Regions from separate parts of the Mus musculus genome. Here region 1 is linked to region 2. The links are chromatin contacts, found by Hi-C or POLR2A ChIA-PET in ENCODE. All regions are on one chromosome and are shown on one strand. The core of a region is the stretch at or near the end of the contact, and the rest is flanking DNA. Distances in the headings are between cores, read along the strand shown.

The links. Hi-C counts contacts between places; a loop is a spot of excess contacts on that map. ChIA-PET counts read pairs that join two places held with the same protein, here RNA polymerase II (POLR2A).
Region 1: a map of heart shows a loop between it and region 2 (6-fold over the local background). The contact joins the promoter of Mtdh here to the enhancer-like site in region 2. A Hi-C loop is called at or near these places in 22 of 37 maps with a recorded cell type or tissue (CH12.LX, CH12F3, adrenal gland and 7 more). POLR2A ChIA-PET finds 5 or more read pairs at or near these places in 4 of 5 experiments (Patski and embryonic stem cell).

The regions. Positions count from the first base shown.
Region 1 is chr15:34,079,009-34,086,330 of GRCm38, forward strand. Mtdh (metadherin) reads left to right here and starts at 3,711. Exons shown (of 12, transcript NM_026002.5): 1 at 3,711-4,405. The coding sequence starts at 4,028. Gm41291 reads right to left here and starts at 4,218. Exons shown (of 1, transcript XM_011245387.3): 1 at 2,734-4,218. The coding sequence starts at 3,999. The coding sequence ends at 3,466.
Region 2 is chr15:34,041,736-34,049,104 of GRCm38, forward strand. No RefSeq gene overlaps it. Among named protein-coding and RNA genes, the nearest start is that of Gm41290, 7.6 kb to the left of the region's middle. Within about 2 kb of position 5,097, at least 2 of the 3 ENCODE cell types and tissues checked have a DNase peak (open chromatin) inside an H3K27ac peak, as active enhancers do; they include gastrocnemius and heart, where a contact is called at or near this core.

The sequences.
Region 1 (7,322 bases), core at 2,461-4,960, 36 kb after region 2:
CTAGACAGATACCAAATACCAAAGTTAAATCAGGATCAGATCTACAATCTAAAGAGTACTATAACCCCTAAAGAAATAGAAGCAGTCATTAAAAGTCTCCCAACCAAAAAAAGCCCAGGAGCAGTTGGGGTTAGTGGAGTACTCTATCAGACCTTTAAAGAAGACCTAATACCAATATTCTTCAAACTATTCCACAAAATAGCAACAGAAGGAACATTACCAATTCATTCTATGAAGCCACAGTTACACTGCATATTCTCCCTTGGAGACAGAATGATTTCTGTCTTATCAGGAACCTGTCACAATTTCCTTTCATAGAGGACTTCATAAGATGTTATTACTCCTATCATGTTTAGTGTTCCAGATAGATTTTAAAAACTGGTTGAGTGCATATTACTTTTAGCTTCAGAAGACATCATTTCAGAAGGCATTTAATTATTATAAATTATTTTGATGACTTAAAAAATGTCAATACTGAGTTGTATATTTTAAGATAAATTTTATTAGTTTAATTAAAAAAAAAACGAAGAAGTTAAAAAAAAATCATGGGTGCAAAAAACCTTTGCTTGGAATCCCACTTTTGCAGAACCTAAAGTGATGAGGTTTTGCTTGGTTTGGGAGGGTGTGAAATGAGAAGTCCCTCAGAGGTCCAAATATTTTAATCCTTGGTGATGCTATTTTGGGAGTTTATGGCACCTAACCTTTAGATTGTGGAGCCTTATTGGAAGGAGAAAGCCACTGCGGTCAGTCGGGCTTTTGAGGGTTATAGAATCACCCCACAGCTACTTTTCTCTCTGTGCCTTCCTGTCAATCAAAGTGTGACCAGTCAGCTTCCTGCTGCCATGCCCTTCCAGCCTTATGGACCCTCTGAACAGTATATCAAAACGAACTCTTTCTTTCATATTGTACTTTTGGTCATATTTTATCACAGCAATAAAAATAAGCTTTTGGGGTTTTGTTTGTTTGAAATGGGGCTTGACTACGAAGCCCTGACTAGCCTGGAACTCTGAGTCCTCCTGCCCCAGCCTCCTGACTCCTGGATCAATCACAAACATGCACCACCATACCTAGGGATAAGTGACTTTTAAAAAATTATTTATTATAGTATTATATTACTATTATAATATTATTTACAATGTAAGTACGTTATAGCTATTTCCAGACGAAGGCATTCAATCTCACTATAGATGGTTGTGAACCACCATGTGGTTGCTGCGATTTGAACTCAGGACCTTCGGAAGAGCAGTCAGTGTTCTTAACAGCTAAGCCATCTCTCCAGTCCCGACTTTTTTTTTTTTTTTAAAGATTTATTTCTTTATTTACTTTCTGAATGTGAGTACACTGTAGCTGTCTTCTGACACACCAGAAGAGGGCATCAAACCACATTACAGTTGGTTGTGAGCCACCACATGGTTGCTGGGAATTGAACTCAGGACCTCTGAAAGGGCAGTCAGTGCTCTTAACTGCTCAGCCATCTCTCCAGTCCGATAAGCGACTTTTAAAAACATCTTGAATGGCTTCTTGGAAGCAGTTGACAAGTCCTAAGCCAAAATATTTAAGGTATGTAACTTGAACCTTGGAAAACCTATGAAATGATCGCAACAAAGAACATATTCACCTTTCCCACATTTCCTTGGATCCTTTCTTAAGACCTTCCTCAAGCTTCCTTGGCCCCACCCCATACCCCTAAGTAACCACTGATTTGCTATCACTGTAGATCAGTGTTCATTTTCTAATTATACCCAAATGGAATCATACCCTAGGTACTATGGCTTCTTCTTCTCCTCAGCATTGATATTCACACCGCTGTATGAGTTTATAGCTCCTTCCTGTTTATCTATGATTACTCAGAAAAAGCACTCATTTCCAACCCTGAACTTCTCATAGAGAGTTTTAGACACATTTTGCATTTTATCGTTGTCATTCACGAGGAATTAGGACTTTGTCTACTTAGAGCAGAGCTAGTATTCCATCACACACAGCTGTTTTGCCCTGATTCTTTCAAAGCATTGCTTTATTTAAATTTTAATCTAATCTTTGTGCTATTGCAACAAATAACCCTAACTTTCTGGAAGTATAATTATATTCTTACAAGTTTTGTTAACTGTAATGAATGCAAACCAGTTGGTTGTGACCCTACTTTTTTGTTTTTAAAATATAAGTGCATGGTGGGATAAAGACATAGTTCAGTGGGAGAGCGTTTGCCTACCATGCTTAAGGATCTGGGTTTAATCCCCAGCATGAATACAAAAACGAAGTGCATATACATGTGCATACACAAAGAGGAGGGAGTGAGAGAAGGAGGGCGAGATATAATGACAAGTATGTCCCTGATACCAAATACAGCAAGTGGAAAAAAAAAAAAAAAAAAAAAACTACAAGATGACCTGATCTTACTAAATCATTTACTTGCTAGACTGTCAAAGGGACTAGTATGCTAACCTACAATTTCTGTAATTCTCTAATTCATAAATCCACAGGTGATGATCTAAAACGATCAGTAGAACTTCTTAGAAAAACTATGACCAACCCAAATAGGTGGGGTTATAAATCTTATTCCAAAAATATGAATGGAATTTGTTAATTTTAGAGGTCATGCAGATCTCATTTTAAGGTTCTGGCCTTTATAACTTAGCCCTTAATTATAAGTCTGCAAAAAAGCTTAGCAAGAGTAGCTTATTACGTATAAAACTCTATTCCACCCATTAATCACAAGACTCATTACAATACTGATGGGTCAAAATACATGAATAGGTTTTTAGTTTGTATTTACTTCAGCTGCTTACATGCTAATTAACATTTAATTATAGACACTGTTTCCTTACCGCAAAGTCAAAATACAAATAGTAGGGTAGTCCTCAAGCATTTTTAAAATTAAGAAGGGAAGAAGCGCCTCAGCTCTTTATTTTTGGTGCTAGGAATCGACGCCAGAGCCTTGCATATGTTCAGTAAGCATGTTCTATTGCTGAGCGACATTCCCCAACCCACCTAGTTTCCTTCTAATGCTACATTTGACTGTTGGACAACACAAGCATTCAAAAATTGCAATTCTTTTGGGGTTGTATAAAAGCTTAAAATAATATGCTTCTCTTGCATATAAATACAGTCTAAGGGCTTCCTCTCAATATTTCCTATTAAGGCTACAAATCAGTAGAAAAATAATAGTGCCTCCCACGGGTTTGCCGACTTTTTAAATCTGGAGCCTGACAACAGACAGCAGGAGTGAACGACAGAACAGACGCAAACGTTGGCAAACGTTAATATGCTAGTCCGCCCCGAAGAAATACTCGGATGTGAATTACACGTGCTCGCTGCCTCAGAGTCCACCGAGCTCCCTCTGGAAGCATCCAACTGGCCCCTGACCTAGGGAGAAAAAGCCGGTCCACTGCACCACCACTGCAGGAAAGAGAGCGGAAAGCCTGCTCATACTCCGATGGGTTTGGCCGCCTTGCTCGTGCGCAGGCCTCACACCTGAATCCCTCTCAGCATCCAGAAAGCCCGAGCCTGAAGGAGTTCCACCGTCAGATTTCTAGCTCCCGCTTCGCAAGCTCCGAGTCGCCCCAAGCCTCCAAACCCACACAGCTCAAGGAGACCCCACTCCAAGACTAGAGTCCGCCCGGCCCCGCCCATCGCCCCATGTGACGCATGCCCCGCCCACAGCCTCCACGTGACCCGACCGGCCTCCGCGCGCAGCGTGGATCGCGGCCGGAGCCGCCATTGTTCCGCCGGGGGAGGACAGCGGGTCCTGGCGCTGGCGCCCCGACGCCGCTTAGCGGCCGCCTCTGGAGACACTCTGTCCCCGCCGCCCCGTGTCCTCCTGGTGGCGGCGGCGTGAGGCCGGCTGCGGAGACTGGGAACCTTTGGCTCTCCCCGTGGCGGCGGCGGCCCTCTATCCCCTACTCCGGCGTGAGGGTTGGCCGCGATGCGCTCGGCCTGAGGTGTCGCGGCCCTGTCGCCTCCCACGACTGTTCCAGCGGCGGCTCCGCTCCCCGGCGTCATCCCGCGAGTCTCTCTGACGGGAGGGAAGATGGCTGCACGAAGCTGGCAGGACGAGCTGGCCCAGCAGGCCGAGGAGGGCTCTGCCCGGCTGCGGGAGTTGCTCTCGGTCGGCCTAGGTTTTCTGCGCACGGAGTTGGGCCTCGACCTGGGGCTAGAGCCGAAGCGGTACCCGGGCTGGGTGATCCTGGTGGGCACCGGCGCTCTCGGGCTGCTCCTGCTCTTCCTTCTAGGTTACGGCTGGGCCGCGGCTTGCGCCGGCGCCCGCAAGAAGCGAAGGAGCCCGCCCCGCAAACGGGAGGAGGCGGCCCCGCCGACTCCGGCCCCCGACGACCTAGCCCAGCTGAAGAATCTCAGAAGCGAGGAGCAAAAGAAGAAGAACCGGAAGAAGCTTCCTGAAAAGCCCAAAGTGAGTAGTGGCGAGGAGCCCGGTGGTCAAGGGAAGCGAGAGCTCAGGTCGAGGTGGTAGGTGAACACGTTCCTTGAGAAGGGGGAAGTCGGAAAGTGTAAGAACCAGTAGGAAAGTCGCGTTTTCCTGAATGGAAATTAACTCCAGGGGTAGGTATAAATAAAAGTGACCAAACTTACAGCCATCATATGAGAACCTTGGTTTCCCCAAAAGCAGATCCTTCCTAGAGGCCTGTGAAAGAAAGTAGGCTGCATGTGGAGGTTAATGGGACCTTACAGTGACGTTGGGAAGTTCTGAAAAGACTGCCCGGTAGAGAGAGATGTCTATCTCAAGCCACGTTGAGACCTGAGACCGTCACGGAAGATAGGGGTGACCTAAAAACTGGCTTAAAGAGGATTACAGGTGTTCAGATCAAGCCATACTCATCTTAGTTGGAAATGTTAAAGGGAAATGGTTACCCTGTCTTATCCTGGTGAGTGTGGCCATTGGGTTGCTGGTACAGGAACTGGGCAAAAGGGAGCTGGCGATCTAATACGCCTTCGGGATATATGGCCCCGAGAAAAACATAAGGCAAGTACAGCAAAGTAGTCTATAGTACAGTCAAAGGATGTGGAAGACTTTTTTGTTTTTTAATAAAGCATAAAGAGGTGACAGATTAAAATGCTGAAGAAGGTTGAGAGGAGATTTCAAGCCGCAGTTTGCTGGACCACATGTGGAAATGCGAAAGCTATTCCATTTTTGTTAGGCCTTAGTGTTTTACTTCTGTATCCTGTGTTGTGATTTCTCTGTAATATTTTGTTCTGTGTATATTTGTTGGAGAGATCTTGTGCCGTGGCATGCATGCAGAAGTCAGAGGAGAACTTACTGGGGTTGGTTTTCCTTCCACAGAGTGGATCTTGGGGATTGAACTCCAGTACTCAGGCTTCTTGGCAAGTGCCTTTACCCACTGAACTGTTTAGTAGCCTGTTTTGCATAATTTGTGTAATATGAAAGATAAGTAACATTAGAAATATTTATTAGTGTAGTGGTGGTGGTGGATGCATTTATCCCAGCACTTGGCAGGCAGATCTTTGAGTTTGAGGCCAGCCTGATCTTTATAGTTTCGGGACAGCAAGGACTACATAGAGAAACTTTGCCTCCAATATTATCTGAATGTAAGTCTCCACCTTTTGAGAACACTTCAGTAAGTACCAGGCTCTTACTATGAAGAGATGTGCTCTGGTATGTTTGATGGGCACATAAGAATTAAAGTCAATCGAGTGGGAGACAGGTTCGTAAAAACTCTGTTCATGGACCCATAAGTACTAAATAGAAAGCTGACAGCTCATATGATAAGCACTCATGGTTTGATTGCTGAGTGGGAAGATAGAAGAGAGGAAACCTAGAAAGTTATCAGTATAATACTTTCTGAAGTTAGGAGAGGAGAAAACAGCACACTGAGATCATGCATAATTAAAAGTTCTGTAGACAGCATCAAGGGTTAAGTAATGTTTTAATGAAAGTAGACTCTTCGTTTCAGAGTAAAGGTGATCTTGAAACAAACTGCGTGCATTAATACTAAGGCCTGTGTGGATTGTGGCAAGTTATGAAATTTCAAAATATCAAAGTCTCTTTAGGATGTTTAGAATTTCAGATGGACCTGAGGAGAGAGACAGGTGCTTCGAGAGTCCATTTGAAGTGCATCATGACACAGATGACTCACCTGAAGGAAGAACACACACTTCACTATGAAAAATGTACAACAGATAGGATTTGGCTCATCCTGATTTTCATTTGTGTTAAGGAAGGGGGAATGGGTAATAAGTAAACCTACTTGAGATCTTTGAGGAGCTGGAATTGACGTTGGATCATTGAATGTGAATTAGGTGAAAAAAATAACCTTCTGCCACATAGTAAGAATGTATTAGAGAAGTTATGGCCCTGAAACTTTGGTTTTTTTTTTTTTTTTCGAGACAGGGTTTCTCTGTGTAGCCCTGGCCATCCTGGAACTCACTCTGTAGACCAGGCTGGCCTCGAACTCAGTAATCCACCTGCCTCTGCCTCTCAAGTGCTGGGATTAAAGGCATGCACCACTACCTTCCGGCTGGTCCTGAAACTTATGATGCAACTCAGAAATATATTTTGTATTCTAGCACAGGCATAAAATTGTTTTTCTTTAATGCATTTGTGACTCACAAAATTGGTTTCTTATTTGATTATAAGGCCTGACACCCCCATCCCACCCTCCCCTTAGAAAAATACTGCTTTCCAGGGCTAAGTATAAACTTCATTATTTCCTGTTCATTTTGTTTCTTGTACTGTGCTGCATTTTTACTTAGGGGAGGAAAAAAATCAAACAAGGCCTACTTACAGGTTGAAAGCAAAAAAAGGTGGTGTTTTATGTCTTACTATGAAGGAAACATGAAAAGTAAAAACTCTGTCTCCCCAGGGAGCTCTGTGCCAGTTACAAAAGATGTTTATACACAGTCCACTCCCTGTGTATTCTCTGCTTTCATGGATTAAACCAACTAAGGACCAACATTTTATTTTTAGGGCCTGGTGATGTTGCTAAGTTGGTTAGAGTGCTTACTTGGCATGCATGACTTCCTAGGTTCGTTGGCCAAAACTACATAAACTGGGGGTCTTGGCATATGCCTGTAGTCCCAACATTCAAAGTGGAGACAGGAGAATGAGACTTTGAAGGTCATCCCATACATCTTAAGCTTGAGGCCATCCAGGGATACATGAGACCTCTCTTCCCCAGATCAATGATTTTTGAAAACTGCAGTTGTACTGAATTAGGTCCAGGCTTTTTCCTTGTCATTAGTTCCTTACCTATATTGCATAGCAACTGTATATAAAATATGTACTTTGGACTAAGTATAAGTACTCTGACATACCAATACTTCATTTTATTTTATTTTATAAGGTACTTGGC
Region 2 (7,369 bases), core at 3,847-6,346:
GTGGGCCCCAGAGTATGCCTGGAATAAAAACTCCTCTTGTGGTTTGCATCAAGGTCGTTTCTTGTGAGTGATTTAGGTTGTCGCCTCTCCTGAGTCAGAACATGGGGGAGTCCTCATTTTGTGGGTCTTTCAGAAGGAAGAGGACAAAGATGAGCTAGAGGGTCATAGAGCAACCAGTAATCCAGGCAGTACAAAGCTATTAAACTATAGACCCATAAGTCCATATTATTCTTTAAATTGTTAAAACAGAGCCAGGCAGTGGTGGCACACACCTTTAATCCCAGCACTTGGGAGGCAGAGGCTGGCGGATTTCTGAGTTCGAGACCAGCCTGGTCTACAGAATGAGTCCCAGGACAGCCAGGGCTACACAGAGAAATCCTGTCTCAAAAAAAAAAAAAAGTGTTAAAACAGGGCTAGGAAAGCAACACAGGAAAGTCCTACGATCAACTTCCTAAACCACAAAGGAGCTCAACTGATAAAGACGCTTGCTGCCTTGACCATCTGAGTTTGATCTCTAGAACCCACACAGTGAGTAGAAAACCAACTCCCAGAAGGCACCCTCTGGCCTCACTCATGTGCCCATAAACAGACATCAACACATGTGCCCATACACAGACCTCACACATGTTCCCATACACAGCCCTCACACAAAGTTTAAAAATATTTAAATGCTTCCTTTTCTTAAAGATTTATTTATTTATTTATTTATTTATTATATGTAAGTACACTGTAGCTGTCTTCAGACACTCCCAGAAGAGGGCATCAGATTTTGTTATGGATGGTTGTGAGGCACCATGTGGTTGCTGGGAGTTGAACTCAGGACCTTCAGAAGAGCAGTCAGTGCTCTTAACCACTGAGCCATCTCACCAGCTCCTATTTAAATGCTTCTAAATGCTACTTTAAAAGTGGTTTGGAGCCAGGCGTGGTGGCAACGCCTTTAATCCCAGCACTTGGGAGGCAGAGGCAGGTGGATTTCTGAGTTCGAGGCCAGCCTGGACTACAAAGTGAGCTCCAGGACAGCCAGGGCTATACAGAAAAACCCTGTCTCAAAAAACCAAAATAAATAAATAAATAAATAAATAAATAAATAAATAAATAAATAAATAAGTGGTTTGGATAGCTAATTAAGTTAAAATCATTTTCTTCTTGTTATGTTTTAATGCATTTTTCACTCTGTCATGTATACTATACGTTATATCTATAAGACAAAGTTTAATGTTCACACCTTTTGTCAAGTGATAGCAATCGAGGAATCTATCCTCGGGGGATAATATAAGCCATGAATTGATCTGATGTTACATTATTATTATTTACAGTAGAGGGGGAGGGAGAGAGAGACAGAGAGGGAAGAGGGAGAGAGGAAGGAAGAGAGACAGAGAAGGGGAGGGCGAAAGGAAGGGAAGGACGGAGAGGAGGGACAGAAAAGAAGAAGTGGGAAATAGAGAGTGGGGAGGGAGGGAGAGACACAGAGAGAGAGACTGAGACAGAGACAGAATATTTGCTTATGGCCATTTCCTGGATCCTTTAAAGAGCACAGAAGTTTCTAACTGCAATGTAGAAAAATGCCACTGAGTGGCAGCAAGGAGCTGGACCAGTGGTTCCCTTCAAGGCTGACTTGCAAACCTTAGAGCCCAATGCTGGTGAATGTTCACTAAGGGTCTTTTTCACAGTGATTTCAAAACAACAACAAAGGTCTTAACTCCAAACTTCTTTTAGGGGCTTGGCCTACAAGTAAAAGTGTCTGACCTCTTGTGTTCAAATTCTGGAGCCCACAGTGAAAGACCATCAGTTCCTGAAGGTTATCCTCTGACTTCAGCTCAGGAGCCCTCAGGTACAGCATGTACACACACACACACTCACACACACACAACACTCAACACACACATGTACACACACAAAATATCAAAATTAAAGTATTTTAAAACTAACAATATAAAAAGACCTATTAGTTTGGGATGTCTAAAGAATCAACATTAGTGCAAACCAGAATCACTTTGCTAGATAGTAACTAGATCAAGGAAAGATAGGTAGATAATTGATGGATGGATGGATGGATGGATGGATGGATGGATGGATGGATGGGCAGGCAAACACATGCATTCATAGTAGATAGATTTGGTAAAGAACTGACTCACATAACTATAATAGCTTGAAAGTCCCATGAGTCACAGAGACCAAGGATTCCAAAGTTCCTTGCCTGAGAGCCAGGACAGCTGTTGGTATAAGCTCCAAAGTTCATGTGTGAAAGCAAGATTAGCTAAGTGTCCTGACTGGAAGACATAGACAAAACTCACCTCCTGTCCCATCATGCTTGTTCTAATCAAGTCTCTGGTGACTTAGGTGAGGCTCCTGTTAGAGCATTCTGGCTTCCATTCCACTGGTTTAAATGCATAACTCCATACACATGTTAATGTGGAACCAGTGGCCCAGTCAATCTCACACATAAGCAAGAGCATCTAGGCATAGCAAAGTCTAAGTGCAGAGAGAGCTTCAGGGCCACTTCCATACACTGTACCCTATTAGTAGTAAGATCTGTATTGACATGAAAGAAGATGTGTTACATCCTAATTTAAGTGTGTGGGGAGGGAGGTAGAGGCAGATTACAAAGTACTAACATGCAAAGTCAATTGATTTTTAATAATTTAACATATTTTTATATATTAAAAGTACAGAGGGACTCAGCGGGTAAGAGCACTGACTGCTCGGGCTGGTGAGATGGCTCAGTGGGTAAGAGCACCCGACTGCTCTTCCGAAGGTCCAGAGTTCAAATCCCAGCAACCACATGGTGGCTCACAGCCATCTGTAATAAGATCTGACTCCCTCTTCTGGTGTGTCTGAAGACAGCTACAGTGTACTTACATATAATAATAAATAAATCTTTAAAAAAAAAAAAAAGAGCACTGACTGCTCTTCAGAAGGTCCTTAGTTCAAATCCCAGCAACCACATGATGGCTCACAAACACACATAATGAGATCTGACGCCCTCTTCTGTTGCATCTGAAGACAAATACAGTGTACTTATTTATAATAATAAATAAATCTTTGGGCCAGAACAAGCAGGGGCTGAGCAAGCAGAGTTGACCAGAGAGAACAGGGCTGACCAGAGCGAGCAGAAGTCTTAAAAAGTTCAATTCCCAACAACCACATAAAAGCTCACAACCATCTGTACAGCTACAATGAATTCATATACATAAAATAAATAAATAAATCTTTAAAAAAAAGTACAGGACACTGATTTGGGTGGCTCACACCTTTAATCACAGAACTCAGAAGGCTGAAGGAGGGGAATCTCTTTGAGTTCCAGGAAGCCAGGATTAGCTAGTGAGGCTGTCTAAAATAAATAATACCACTTAACCATGTTATTGTGAAGATTTCATGGGGTCTCCAGGAAAGGGCCCAAGAACAGTATCTGACATACTGACATATAGTATAGCAAGCTCTCAGTAGCTTTTAGCTACCAATAGTATGTAATCTCATTGCCTTTTATTTATTATTTCAAAATAGGGTTTCTCTGTATACTAGCCCTGGCTTTCCTAGACTCACTTTGTAGACCAGGCTAGCCTCAAACTCACAGAAATTCCCCTGCCTCTGTTGAGATTAAAGGTATGCACTACCATGCTTAACCTCTCATTACCTTTTAAAAGTAACATATATAAGTATGTATGAATGTATGTATGTATGTATTTGAACATGAGAACTCTCTAGGAAAAAATATGGAATTGTTTTGAGATCTGGTTAATATAGTAGCACACAGTTTTGTGATCATTTCAGAGGAAATTCTGATGGTGATGCTGTACATTCAGACGCTAAGCACAGGTACGGAACAATGACTTACATGTCTCTAAGAAAAAAATAAAGTCCAGAAAGTAACTGCTTTGATAGCATGGGGACCTGAGTTATAATCCCATCACCTGTGTTAGAGCCAGATGCAGTGATGCACATCTGTAGCCCAGCAACACACACACACACACACACACACACACACACACACACACACACACACACACTGTAAGACTCCGGGGAGCCTTACCTTACTGGGGACCCCCTGAGTGAACCACGGAGAGCCAATATTGATGCAAAAAGCAAGAGGAATTTATTGTTCCAGTGCACTAGGGTTGTCCCAGACCCAAAGGAGAGACTGTGACCCCTAGCAACCATTCGGCAAGTTTTTATATGGTTTCCAGGGGCAGAATGGAGCATCAGCAACTAGGCACAATATGATTAGCTGAACAGTGCACTCTTTAAATTGATTGGTCTTTAGGGAATGAGGTGACAAGGACTTCCCTCATCTGAAAGTGGACAATGGTCTGTCCTGCAAAATGTGTCCCCACCTGCAGGTCGGTTCTGCCCTGTTGTCTGAAAAATGTTAATTAGACTCGCCCTTCTGAAGGGGCAAGTGTTTCATGACCTTCCCAAAGTTTTTAAGCTGACCCTTTCAACACCACATGCTCAAACTCTGGGGAGAGGGGGCAGAGGGGGCAGAGGGGAAGGAGGAAGGGGGAGTAAACAAAGAAGTTTTACTTAGAGCCATTTACTTAATGAAGATAAGTTATTATTTTAAAATAGAAGTCTACAGTAGAGCTAATAATTTTCCTTTTTCACATTTTCCTGATTTCATTAACACTCAGAGTTTGAGTAAGCCTTTGTCCCAGAGCCCCACCCCTAACTGCAATACACACACACACACACACACACACACACACACACACACACACACACTGCCCAGGCCGGTGGTGTGGTTTCACCCTAGTCATGGGAGTCGGGTATTCCCCCTCCCAGCCCTCTAAAAATAGGACAAAACAGGATCCCTCCCACCCCACTACTTCCTTTCTTCTCATCACAAACACTCCACACTACTCTAGGTTTGAAAACAAGGAAGTCCCTGATTAACTGCGCCAGACACACCATTCCTCCCTTCTCTGTCACCATTTCCCTTTTTGCTCTGCTGAGATAAAAGAATGTCCCTGCACCCGCCCTGACGGCCCCTTACTTTTTCATTGTCTCTCATGAGCCTTGCCTTCCCAACTAGCAAGTTCCTCCAGAAATCAAGAATCATGTTTCAAAATCCCCACCTCCACAGAGTGGCCTGCCAAGAAAACTCAACTTGTCCAACTTCTGAGCTTTGTGGTATTGGCTTCAGCTCCTCCTGACCCCACTCCACTCAGTTGTTGGAATAAACTTGATATGAATATTATCTCAATTTCTTTTTAAACACTTGTTCTCGTTGCTAAGAACAAACAGATGACACTCAGAAGGAGGCCACTACATCCTAACCTTTGGAAGTGAACACATGGCAAGTTGTCAGAACTGAGTCAGAAATGTCTGTCCCCCTTCTGCCGGAATAAAGAGGCCAGGGTTCTGCTGGCATGGGGAAATCAGCAGAGCAGCCACTGGCTACAGCACAGGGCAGTTTTTGCATCTGCTGAATGATGAAAGGGATCTACAACAATTGCTACAGCAGCTGTACTTTTCCTTAGCCAATACAAGAAATCCCCTAAAATGAATTACTATTAATACAATGTGCAGATAAGATAATGGCAGAATTTAGTAATGCATAAAATGTAGCAAAACATAACTTCTGATTTTCTCTAATACACCTTAGAAATTTAGGTTATGTTGACAAAAAAAAAATCACATTTATACTGGATAGGTGTGAACCTTTAACCCCAGAAACACTCCAGGAGCAAAGATTTCCCTACTAGTTAGTTTAAGGCCAACCTGGTCTACATATTGAGTTTCAAGTCAGCTAGAGCTACATAATATTATCCTCCATCAAAAGAGGAAAAAAAAAGCATTGATTTGTTATCTCTTTGTGGGGGAGAAGGTCAGAGAACAATTTGAAAGAGTGCTCTCTCTTCTTCAAATCATTCAGGTTCCAGGGTTTGAACTGAGGTCATCAGACTTAGCAGCAAGTGCCTTTATCTGCTGAGTCATCATATAACCCTCTAATTTGACAATCTCTTTAATAGACCTTATATTGCTTTATGTTCACCTCACAGAATTCCTTCCAGTCAGGAAAATAAACATGGAGCTCATGTTAAAGATTTATTCATGGCACTGGTAGCATAGAGGAAGAGGGCTTTGCCACAGACAGTTCAAAGCATTTATTATCTACTTAGAAAAACACAGAAATAACAATCACTCTCAGAAAAGCTGGAGGTAACATATAAACAAGCATAATACCAAAGGTCTGTAATTATTTTTTTATAATACCTTTAAATTTGAGTGGCCAGATAGAATCCTATTAATAGTTATTAATATTTGAAATAATTTTTAGAATAAGAATGCCCTATGTTTTTTTTTTTTTTTGGTTTTGTTATTGTTGTTGTTGTTTCGAGACAGGGTTTCTCTATAGCCCTGTCTGTCCTGGAACTCACTTTGTAGACCAGGCTTGCCTCGAACTCAGAAATCCACCTGCCTCTGTCTCCCGAGGCCCTATGTTTTAAAAACATGTTTTCATTGTGTATCTGAAACTAAGGTTTAACTGGGCATCCTGTATTAATATTTGCTAATTCTGACAACCTTAAAGTTGAGAAATGTAGAGTACAGAAAAAGATCCTAGGCCAGTGGAGTTGGTCAGACAAGCTTCCTGGAGAATGCAGGTTTTAAGGCAGCTGCCTGAGGACAGCTTGAGATGGAGACAGAGAACGTTGCATCTGAAGGAAGGTCATGTCCTTGACACTGAAATGGAAGTGAACAAGTAATTCCTGGTTGGGATGGTGACCAAACTGGCTTAGCTGGTTCCCTGGATGGATGAGAACTACAAACTCCAATGTGAGAGATCCTCTCGCTACCTTTGTTTCTTCTATGTGAGCAATCTTCTGGTTGGACTTTTTTCTATGGGGTTTGTGAAAAAAAAAAGATAATGTTGCTATTATTCACAGTGATATAATTTTTACTGGGTTCTCTATATAAACCAAGACCAATTATCAACAGTGTGGACACAGAAGCATTTCTCTTTACAAGTTATACATATGTATATTAACATTAGCCTTGCATTGGGTACACATCTTTTTTATTTTATTTTATTATATTATATTTTATGTGCTTTGGTGTTTTGCCTAAATGTATGTTTGATGGTGCCAGATATCCTAGAATTGGAGCTACAGCCAGGTATGAGCTGCCGTGAGAGTGCTGGGAATTGAACCCAGCTCCTCCAGAAGAGTAGCCAGTGCTTTTAACCTTTGAGCCATCTCTCCAGCCTGCATGGATATACATCTTAATGACCAAAAATGATTTAAATGATTTTGAACAGGGTATGTGTCTACAGTTCCAGAAGGCAGACATGGGAAAACTACAAGAAAAATCATAAGTCTGAGATCAACCTGGGCTATGTGGTGAAAGACATCCTATCTCATGATGGAACAAT